Linked DNA regions of Mus musculus: region 2 is linked to region 1. The links are chromatin loops, found by intact Hi-C in ENCODE. Cell type or tissue: gastrocnemius. All regions are shown on one strand. Links, peaks and the distances in the headings refer to the core of each region. The heading gives the core; the rest is flanking DNA.

The links. Hi-C counts contacts between places; a loop is a spot of excess contacts. Peaks named below come from ENCODE experiments on the same cell type or tissue, not always from the same donor. Only the 100,000 strongest peaks of a DNase experiment are listed, where the experiment ranks them.
Region 2: it touches region 1 in a loop (4-fold over the local background); 19 of 42 quality-filtered maps call a loop at or near these places.

Annotation. Positions count from the first base shown.
Region 1 is chr14:55,778,151-55,784,068 of GRCm38, reverse strand. Adcy4 (adenylate cyclase 4) reads left to right here. Exons shown (of 26, transcript NM_001361604.1): 1 at 1-177; 2 at 359-549; 3 at 2,037-2,234; 4 at 2,328-2,489; 5 at 3,100-3,249; 6 at 4,024-4,172; 7 at 4,255-4,366; 8 at 5,007-5,134; 9 at 5,269-5,427; 10 at 5,656-5,788. The coding sequence starts at 391. Among named protein-coding and RNA genes, the nearest start is that of Adcy4, 3.0 kb to the left of the region's middle. In gastrocnemius, for the core only: a CTCF peak has its summit at 2,634 (motif pointing right); a DNase peak (open chromatin) is centred at 2,588; H3K4me3 peaks cover 2,348 bases; H3K27ac peaks cover 2,100 bases.
Region 2 is chr14:55,861,169-55,866,548 of GRCm38, reverse strand. It overlaps Nynrin (NYN domain and retroviral integrase containing), which reads right to left. Exons shown (of 8, transcript NM_001040072.1): 2 at 2,938-3,596; 3 at 1,416-2,816; 4 at 460-590; 5 at 242-338. Among named protein-coding and RNA genes, the nearest start is that of Nynrin, 9.7 kb to the right of the region's middle. In gastrocnemius, for the core only: a CTCF peak has its summit at 2,565 (motif pointing right); DNase peaks (open chromatin) are centred at 2,566 and 3,299.

The DNA of each region.
Region 1 (5,918 bases), core at 490-5,489:
GAAGTGCCAGTCGCCCGGCAGGCCCTGAGCCACTAGCAAAGCAGCGAAGGTGAGTAGTAGCCATCCCACCCAGGTTCCCTCCTGGAGCCTAGCTTTGCTGAGAGAACTTCTGGAGCTTGACCCAAAGCGGTGAGTCTGCGGCACCTTCTTCTCAGCTCCAGCCAGGACACTAGCACGGTATGGTTTGTGGGAAGGATAAAGAAGTCCTGTCACAGCTGGGAGCCCTGTGAGAGAGCACTTAGCAGGGAACCCTATTGCTGCTGAAAGCTTAGTGGCTTGCCCGAGAGTGGCTTCGGGAGAGATGGGAAAGCGCGGTGGTCCGGGCCAGGTTATTGACTCAGCGCCCTGTGATCCCTAGGGCAGGGGCTCCGGGCTGGGGCGGGGAAGACCATGGCCCGCCTCTTCAGTCCCCGGCCTCCTCCCAGCGAAGATCTCTTCTACGAAACTTACTACAGCCTGAGCCAACAGTACCCACTGCTGATACTGCTTTTGGTCATTGTGCTCTGCGCGCTGGTGGCACTGCCCGCCGTCGCCTGGGCCAGCGGCAGGGTAAGATGGGCTAGATGTGGGAGCTCTAGGCAGGGGCTGCCTCGGGCTGGGGACATTTGAAGATCTGAGATTTGCGAGGTCTTTTAGTTAATAATGTCTTTGCTGGGAACCAAAAACGAAGCGTTGAACCTCGTCATGAATTGTGACTCTGGTTACATGTGACAGAGCTCTCCACCCTCTAAGCTTAGTCTCTGGGTCTATACTAGGACGTAAGTGAGTCCCGAATGCTTCTCGCTGTGTTCTATTGGTTCTCGAGTAAATCCAACACCGGATTTTCCATTTTTCCAGAGAGGAAACTCTACTCATGTCCCTGGGGAGAGTCATTTCCTGACTTTTTCTCTATCCAGATTTGGGAATGTGGGGCTGCTAGCTGTGCCCACAGACTTCCAAAAGATAGTTTTTGCCTTCCTCCATCTTTTTTTGTTTTTGTTTTTGTTTTTTCGTTTTTATTCTGGGCAAGAAAGGGGAACTATTCCACTCTGGGTTTCCCTTTCACTCCTGGGAGGAAAGGTGGGGCAAATGACTGGGAACTAACCCTTGTCTACCCCAAGTCCTGAAAGAGGAGGGACGAGAGGTAGGGTAGTACTGGGGCTTATAGGTTAGAGGAAAGGCAGCCACTCAGAACTCAGTGCTGGGGGGGGCGAGGGGTTGCAGAAACTTGGGCTGCCCTGGTAGACATTTGTCAAGTTTAGTGGTTTGGCTTCAGGAGAAAGGAATTCTTTCTCCCAAGCAAATTAGCCATTTGGATGACATTCACTCCGAAAGCCAAGCGATGCCACCGTTCTCCTTTACCTGTGGGGATAGCCGGGCAAGTCTAGAGTCCCTTGGCTTGAGAGATAGGGACAGGAGGACCAGGAGCTCAAAGTTCTCAGCTGCAGTGAGTTGGAGGCCAGCCCAAGCTACATGAGCCCCTGCCTCCAAACTAAATAAGCAAACAACAAACAAACAAACTCTAACACACCTGCAATGTAGAAGAGCACAGGCTTGCAAATAGCCAAGAGTAGCCCGGCCTCCTGGGTAGCTCTCCCTCGTCCCATGCAAATGTCTGAGATATATTAGGTGGAGCCAGGTGACACTGCTGACCTCTGTGGATAAAACAGTAGGGTTTTAGAAATTTCTCTTGGCTTGATCTAATGTGAAAAACACGTGTCAGTGGCCCCTGTTTCCTTGTGTATGGTTTTTTATATTATTATTCATTTATCTGTGTGTGTGTGTGTGTGTGTGTGTGTGTGTATGTAGGTCAAAAGACAACTCAAAGGTATGAGTTCTCATCTTTTACTACGTGGATTCTGCAAACTAAGCCAGAACATTTGGTGGCCCCCACCATTCCCCACTGTAGCATCTCACCAGCCCTATATCCTTTGTGCGCATGCTTTTCAGATACTTTGCTGAGCTGGTTTGAAGGACACCTAACTTGCTCTTTCTCACCTTGAGAGAACTTCAAAGTATCTCCTCCCAGCCTGGCTTCAGATATCTTTTCTCCGCAGGAGCTGACCTCAGACCCAAGCTTCCTGACAACTGTGCTGTGTGCTTTGGGTGGCTTCTCTCTGCTATTGGGGCTTGCTTCCCGGGAGCAGCAACTGCAGCGATGGACACGACCTCTTTCTGGTCTCATATGGGTTGCATTACTGGCTCTGGGCTATGGATTTCTGTTCACTGGGGGTGTGGTGAGCGCCTGGGACCAGGTGAGGAAAATCAAGGCTTGGGGGAAGGTGAACCTCAAATTTAGACCCTGGGCGCAACATCACGGGCATTCAGCTTCCCACACCCTTCTCCAGGTGTCTTTTTTCCTCTTCATCATCTTCACCGTGTACGCCATGCTGCCCTTGGGCATGCGGGATGCTGCTGCTGCGGGAGTCATCTCATCCCTCTCGCACCTGCTGGTCCTTGGACTGTATCTTGGGTGGCAGCCTGAGTCACAGAGAGCTCTGCTACCACAGGTAAAAATGCAAGTGGTGCCGATAGTGTGCCCAGAGCTGGCTCAGCTGTTTAGTAATGCTGTGAGCATTATCCAAGACATGGCTCGGCCCTCGCAGGAGCCAAGCATTGATAACACCCCTATAGCGACCTCTAGTGTCGCTGCTACATCAGTGCACCATGCCTACCTTTGTCAGAAGAGGGCACTATAGCCATTGGGAAATCAGTCAAGATTCTCTCGCGGGTACAGAAGTAAACCGAGGAGCATTCGTGGAAAACGTGAATCAGAACTGGAGTAGTTTCTTGCAGCTGGAATGGGCTCAGGAGATGAATATGGAAGAATAGCACTCTAGACAGAGGAAATATACATGCAAGATAGCTAGGCCTAAGCGGTCAGGTTGGTTCCACAGCCAAGAAAGAGTCTATAGCAGAGAGCAGAGAAGGAAAGCAACCAACTCTTCCGGATGGATGTCACAAAGTGGCTCCTATTGTTCTGAGATACCTAGGTCCTTAACCATAGAGCCAGCTCTCCTCGACCTGTGTTTGGAACCAACTCCAGCTACACAGATAGACTCCCCCACAGACTAGAGATAGGGGAGTGGTACACTTTCTAAGTCTGGCCTTTGCCCACAGTTGGCAGCAAACGCGGTATTGTTCCTGTGTGGGAACGTGGTGGGAGCGTACCACAAGGCCCTGATGGAGCGAGCATTGCGGGCCACGTTCCGGGAGGCTCTTAGCTCTCTGCACTCACGCCGGAGGCTGGACACTGAGAAAAAGCACCAGGTCAGTAGGACCTAAGAGGCAGAAAGGGACAGCAGCTCAGAAAGAGCAGCTTCTTAGCACCTTCTTTCTAAGTGGCTCTGGGTAATTCATTTGCCTTCCTCAAGTATTTTCTTCCTTTATACAACTGTGACTGTTGCCTGCCCATGGGAGATTGTTGCTAGGCACCAGTTGAAACCCAGTGGGATAGCTGGGGGTGAGACCCTTGCTGCACAAACCTGAGGAGGTGAGTTCAGATCCTAGAACCTAAGCAAAGGTGGACGGAGACAAGGAACTCGGCAAAGCTGACCTCTGACCTCCACCCATACACTGTGGCACATGCGCCCACAAATACATACACCATTCAACAATGATAAATTAAATCTTGGTCGGGTGTAGTGGTGTGCTGTGTCTTTAATATCAGCTCTTGGAAGGCAAAGGCAGACAGACATACCTCTGTGAGTTTGAGACCACCCTGGTTTAGATAGTGAATTCCAGGCCATCCAGAGAAATACATAGTAAGATACTGTCTCAAAATGATGATGATGATGGTGGTGGTGGTGGTGGTGAAAGTTATTATATTAAAGGAAGATTTCAAATTTAGGTGTTGACTTTAGTCCCTAAAAGTGACCAGGACAGATTGGAGTGCTGGAGTCCTGCTGGGTGGACTGGAAGAGTCGGGGAGCTACTAGTAGATAGCATGTAATATGTGGGAGCCTGAATAATTTGAAGGGCCAGGGTTCTTGGTTATAGGGCACAGCAGGGTAGGAGGGGTATCACTCATGGGGCCTTCTCCAGGAGCACCTCCTCTTGTCTATCCTTCCTGCCTACCTGGCCCGAGAGATGAAAGCAGAGATCATGGCCCGGCTGCAGGCTGGACAGCGCTCACGGCCAGAGAACACAAACAACTTTCACAGCCTGTATGTCAAGAGGCACCAAGGAGTGAGGTATGAGGCAAGCCAGCCGGAGGGGAGGTCCCCTGGGCTGCCGCCCTGGCCCTGTTACCATGGCTCACCCCGTTATGTACAGTGTGCTGTATGCTGACATCGTGGGCTTCACGCGGCTGGCCAGCGAGTGTTCCCCGAAGGAGCTGGTGCTCATGCTGAATGAGCTCTTTGGCAAGTTCGACCAAATTGCCAAGGTCAGAGGGGTTTCCCTCTCCACCCCGGGGGGCGGGGGGCGCTAGGGAACCTCTTGCAAGGAAAGCACACATCTTCTAAGAAGTCTTATACTGTAGCCAGGCCAAGCTCCCAAATAATGCGGTAGAACTAAGAACCGCTCACAAACACTCCCACTCGGGAAACTGTCACCATCCCCGAGAGACCTCCCCACATCTGATCTCCTAAGCATGATACCTCCACATCTGTGCAGAGATCTCCAGACATGCTTTCCTTGGGAGGCCTCTCCAGGAGGAATTTCTGTTCCCTATAGCACAGCTTAGCACCTAATCAGGCATGGTGGATGGTGGACGGCTACATTCTAAAGAGGCGTTTGCCTCTTTGCTTCTCATCCTGATATCATGAGCTGATAGAAATGCACTGTACATCTACCCAAACTGAGGAGAACCACAGACACTCCAGTCTTTGATTATTCCTTCTGATGAAGACATTGCCCGAGAGACCTCAGTCCCATATCAAGGGACGCCATAGATCTGACCTAGACATTCCAAACCTCAGAAGTTCTCCAGGAATGCCACAGTTGCTCCCCAACTTCCCCCAACTCCCTCCTACCCCTCTGGCCTCTAACCAGGTTCCTCTACACACCCACACACATACTCCCAGGAGCACGAATGCATGCGGATCAAGATCCTGGGAGACTGTTACTACTGTGTCTCCGGGCTGCCCCTCTCGCTGCCTGACCACGCTATCAATTGTGTGCGCATGGGGCTGGACATGTGCCGGGCCATCAGGTCAGCTCTCGTGTGTGAGCAGGAGAAACTGAGAGCACCAGGTGTTGGGGAGGGGGTGCGGGAGGCAGGGTGGCAGTCCTCCTGGAGAAGAGGAGAATCATGGCAGCACTAAGCTTGTCCCACACTCTGCTCAGGAAACTTCGGGTAGCCACCGGTGTGGATATCAACATGCGTGTGGGCGTGCACTCGGGCAGCGTTCTCTGTGGAGTCATTGGGCTACAGAAGTGGCAGTATGATGTCTGGTCCCATGATGTCACATTGGCCAACCATATGGAAGCAGGCGGTGTACCAGGGTAAGTCCTGGAGCCTGAAACAGCTACTCAAATGGCCGGTTGAGTCTCTCACAGGCTGCTATCCTGTTCACAGTCCCTTCAGACAAGTGCAGGGAAATTCTGAGATGCTGGGCAGCCCTCCCTACAACATGGGTCCTTTCTTGAGGACACAGCTCTGGGAATAGTTTTTGAAAGAAACTAAAGGTTTCGAGGCTTTTCCTCCTGACTCTCACTGTTCCTTACTTCCAGACGAGTGCACATCACAGGGGCCACGCTGGCCCTGCTAGCAGGAGCTTATGCTGTGGAGAGGGCAGACACGGAACACCGAGACCCATACCTTCGGGAGCTAGGAGAACCTACATACCTGGTCATTGATCCTCGGGTAAAAGCTCAGCTCGGACCTCACAGATTAGACCAAGCAGACCACCTAGTCAACAAAGCCAGCCTTTTCTTTTATGCCACAAACTGAGCTGCTGTGTTGTGATGTGGGTGGAGCAGGCCTATAAGGATGT
Region 2 (5,380 bases), core at 1-5,000, 83 kb before region 1:
CGTGATCATGAACCTCTAGAGACCACGGAGAAAGAAAGTCAGGACACTTGGGGGAGCACACCGCCTGAGTTCCAAAGATGGTAACGACCTTGCGCTTGGGAAGAGCCATCCTTCAGCCAACTCCTCATGTATGTGCCAATCCCTGCTCTCAGACATAGCATTTGCCTCCATTTCCCCTATAAGAAGATGAGGTGGGACACCGTCCACCCTGAGCCCCACGGAGGGACAGAGCCCGGCATACCTGTAATCGTAAGTGGTGATCTTTTTGCCATTCTCCAGCTGCGAGGGAGTGATAGACAGCATCTTCAGTCTGTGAAGCTTCGTCAGAAAGTGGCTCTCTGAGGATGACACAACAGAGGGATAGGGAAAGGGCTACGTGGGAAAGACCAAGGTGGGGTGGTAGAAGAATGGGCCAGAAAGGCAAAGAAAAGAAAAGTCAGGTGACCTTGAGCATCTCACCTCTCACCCTCCGGTTTTTCTTCAGCTGCCAGGTGGGTACGAACACGGTGATCTCTCGGTGTCCGCGATTCCAGAAGTACTGCACGGCCATGGCGATGCCTCGGCACGAGAAGAAGTGCTGCAGGCCATGTCTGTGAGACGGTGGGAATGAGGGAGCTACGTTCCAGACGACCCTGCCTCACCATTCATGCCTTGCCCTGAGACCCAAGCAGGTAATGTCCCAAGAGCACTGAAGATGCCAGCACTACCCTCTCCCTACACCCTCCGCCACCTCTCTCTAAAACGGGCTCTCTCCTTGAAGTCCTAGCTGTCCTGGATGGAGCTTACTACGTAGACAAGGCTGGTCTGGAACTCACAGAGATTCCTCCTGCCTCTGCCTCCTGAATGCTGAGCTTAAAGGAGTATGTGCCATCAGACCTGGCCTGCCGCTCTGCCCTCAAACAGCTGCCTAGAACTTAAAGGCAGAAGAAAAAAAAATCCTGACTACCTACTGTGTGCCAAGAGCCTGATCTGCACAGATAACTACTCTCCCGTGTGACAGATGAAGCACATCTCTGCACTCACACCTCTACAGCAAACAATTTGAACATGCAAAACAATCTCTCAGGTGGGTTGAAGTCTGGAAAAGCTTCTATTAGGTTTGGGGCCAGGTCTTGAAGTTTGAGCTACCAAAGAACCAGTTTGGGTCGAGCATGAACCTTTGCAGCAGATAGCTCTGACCCCAAAGGCCAAAAAAAGAAAAAAAAATCTCTGGCTGTCTCAAAAAACATATGTAAAATTTTTCACCTCTCAGACTCTATCTACATCTACCTAAGAATAAAGACGATTCTGTACGCACTACCTACCGTGCAGTAGCCATTCAGCCTGGGCCCTTCCCTCTCTCTTTTACTCCCATAGAAGCTCTAGAAGGAATGTCTACCCAGCACCCCAGCACGTCCAGCCCATCAAATACTTACACCATGGCCACACTGCTGCCGTCAATGACCACTCTCCTCAGCCCTGGATTTCCAGGCTCCTCAGACAAGTTCATCTCGAACGGTGTGTTCAAGGCCTCGTTGTACCTCTGGAAGCTGGTCACTATGTTGGTGCCCTGGGAGTGAGGTGACAGCCTCTGGGACCCCTCCCAAGCCCCAAGAAGTCCTTCCTTTAGGAACTGATGCTTACTTCTGGAGGGCACGGTGCTACTGGGCTGGAAACCCTGCCTTCCGGGCTTTCCCTGGACCTTCAACATGATGGCTCTATTCTTTGAAGCCTGAACCTCACTCAGGAGTTGGGCTACATCCACGGTCGGCCCCGCAACTGCTGAAGCTGCAGGCGCTTTGGGAACTTCAGACCCTGCTGTAGCTATGGTCTCACTTTGAACTTTGGGGGTCTGGAGGCCTGCGAGTGTTTTCACTGAAGGTGTTTTCTGAGCTGTAGGAGTTTGTGGGGCTGTGGGCGTGGCAGGAGCTGCTGGTTCTGTTGGAGCCGAAGGCACTTTGGGAGCTGTGGGCTCTGTGTACACTGCTGGCTTCTTTAGGGCTGTAGGCACTTTGGGGGTTGCAGGCAGCCCCTCCCCGGTGGGTGGGTGTTCAACGTTGGACACCTCTGCAGCCGTGGCCACTTGAAGAGTTTCAGACACCGTTGGAGCTTCGGGTACTTGAGCCAGTGGCCTCTCTTGAGCTGTGGATCCCCCTTGCTCTGTGGACAGTGCTAGAGAGAACGGCTTTTCCAGGCCTTTACAATCTGACAGTGAAATTCCTTTATCTCCCACAGATGTTGAAGACTGCCCTACTTGCAGAAGTCCCGGGCTAACCTTCTCTTTGATACCACAACCCCCTGGCACCACCGATAAACTGATGATTTTGGAGGGAATCTCCGGCCTCGGGCTATGCTTTAGGGCTGTCTCCCTCCCTAGGTCCCCACCTGGTCTACAAGCTGGGCTTCCTGCACTGGACAGAGGAACCAGCTCTTTCTGCTTCCATTCCAGCTTTAAGGGCAAAGGATTCCGTCCTGGCAGCTTCAGCTGAATGGGGCCCGTGGGCCTCTGCCAGAAGGGGAAATTTAAGCAAGCCTGGGACAGGAGCCAGGCTAGGTGAAGAGACTGCAGTTCATTGATCTTCCAGAAGGTGGCAGCAATGGTCCCTGGCCACGAGGGCCCAAAGGCTGTCCCAGGGGCCCAGACCTTCCAGGATGTGTACGCGCTCAGAGCTGACACTGGCAACAGCAATGAGATTCTCTCTTCATTCTTCGGTACCTGCTTTTGCTGCAAGAGGGCTTGTGTGGGATTCTCAGAGTCCTGGCTGCTGGTGTCTTGTGTAGCGGTCCCTTCCTCTCCAACACTGTTCGTTTCGTCACCTTGCTTGTTAGACTGGTCCCTAGAGAAAGTCCAAGTTCGTGGCAAAGGTGAGAATGGCAATTTGGTCCCGAATTACTACTATTTCCTGGGGGATCAGGATCAGGGCAGGGGCGGAGAAAAACCCCTTTTCCAGTACTTACCGTGCTAGCTGGTCTGCTGTCTCCTGCGCCGGAGGGCTCTGAGCTTGGGTCAGGGACCCAGCGGCTCCCGAACTTGTTGTTTTCTTTGAATTTTCTGAAGCCCGATTCAAGGCTCCTATCTCTTGGAGCGTCCCGGGGCTCTCTTTTATGGTCACCAGGGATGCGCTTTCCTTCTGCTGCCGGGCAAGGCAGATCAGGATCTCTGGGTTGGGGCAAGTACCAGAGATGCCAAAATGGCCGAGCCACTCAATGATGTCTTCCTTGCCGGCAGCATCTCGGACCAAACTGAGAAGCAGCTCCTGGACTGCTGGAGGAAGCTGCAGCAAGTCTCCTGCATACTTGTCACAACGGATCCACACCAGAGCCCCAAAAGCCCGGGTCACCTCTGTCTCCCAAACCCCTCGAGGGGTGATCATTGGGGCAGGGCCCCAGCGCAACCGTGCCACCAGCTCCTCCAGCCAGTTCTGTGTCATGGTAAAAGACTCGGTCAGCCCACCCACCATTAAGGAGCCAGGGGGACCAGGCACCAGGTAGGCCAGGGTACTCCAGCAGAGGCAGTCCAGGAACAAGCCTTGTGCCCCAAGGAAGGCGCAGTGCAGGACTGGTGGGTAGCGAACCTCCTTCCATAGCTCTGGGTTGCACAGACCTTTCAGATATTCCTGGGCAGAGGGATAGAACAAAAAGGACCAGCCCTCTGTTAGTGGCTAACCCCAATCTGTCCCTTGTACCTCAAAACCTAACCTCTCACTAAGCTCAAGCTGACCCATGCTGACACCCCCAAGGTCAGATGCTCTCCCTCGGCCCCACTCCCTCTTTCCAGGGAACAGTGACAGAATGAATGAGAGCTCAGAGGGAAGAAAAGATCCAAGTTTGGAGCCAAAAGACCTCATGCTTAGTTCTAACTTGGCCTTAACAGGCAAGGAAGGGTTGTAGGAAGTCTGCCATCTTCTCAGGACCTCAGTGTTTTCACCTATAGCATGGCAAGTTAAATTAGATATGCTTGGGTCCAGGCCCTCCTTGGCACCACAGAACTGTGTAGCACCTGAGGGGAAGAAAGCTACACACTATTAAGTACTCTCATGTGCCTAGAACGTGGGCAGCTTCCCTCCCAGCTGCGTCTCGTCATCCGTTCCTGCCTCATGCGTCTACTGGAAGCCTCAGTGAGCTAAGTGAGCTTGGCTTACAAGGACAGGGCCAGGCACAGCCTGTTCCCATTCTATGGACTCATAAGAGCTTACCCAACTGCACACAGCTCAACAATGTCTACACCAGAACATAGCCTATGTCTACCTGACTGAAATCAGAGCTCTCCGGAGAGCTCCTCTGGCTGACACAGTGACTTCCAGGTAATCCTGTAGGATTCCAGCTTAATCCCCCTTCAGAAGCTCTCCAGCAAGCACAACCTGTACCTGTAACCATGGTAACTGTTGCCCAGTGGTGAAGATAAGTTGCTGGGCCAGTGTCCAGAGGAATATCCTACAGATTCACATAGTGTCTAAACAGGAGGAGGGCCTCAAGTTCTCAGGCTGACCAGCCCTCACGTTTGCAGGAAGAGCCGCTGGTTTCAGCTACTTACAGGCATGATCCAGTGATCTTCAAGAGCTCCTAAGAAGTCTCTGAGACAGCAGCCCAAGCGAACTGAGGTCACCCTCGTGACCTTTTACACCCATACTCTTCAGAACCCCCACCTTCGTGCCTTCCCTGACAGTTCCATCCCGTGATAAATGCTCCTCCTCCCGCCTCCCGCCTTTTAAATCTCTAGCAGCCATCTTGAAGCCCACACTAGCACCTCTGCTCAGGGCACAGGACATTTCCCCCTGCTTTAGCTTGTGACTCCCTCCTTCCTGGGTCTTCCAACAAAGTCTGATGGGCTTCCCACCCGAACCTCATCTGGTCTCACTCCCAAGAGAGAGCAAATGTGCATACAGCTCTCACCTTAACAAATGTTCCCCACATCCTGACTATGTAAAGCCAGAGGCAGGTTGAAGAAGAAAATTGTGGGTGATTTCTTTGAAAAAAAAAAAAACTAATGGGATTAGTGAGATTGATCTGTGGGTAAAATGCTTATTGCACAATCATGAAGACCTGAGCTCAGAGCGCCAGCACCTAGAGCTAGAGCAGTGGTTCTCACCCTGCGGGTCCCGACCCCTGTGTGGACAAAGTCAAAGGACACTTTTGCAGGGGGCACCTAAAACCAACGGGAAACACAGATATTTACATTTCAATTCACAGCAATAGCAGAATTACTGTTATAAGGTAGCAACCAAATAACCGTATGGCTGGCAGTCACCACAGCATTAGGAACTGTCTGAATGGGTGGCAGCAGCACTGGGAAGGCTGAGAGCCACTGCCCTAGACTGATGGAAGCAACCCAGAGGCTCACTGGCCAGCCAGTCTAGTCAGTCAGCGAGTTCCATGTTCAGTGGAAAATGCTACCTCAAAA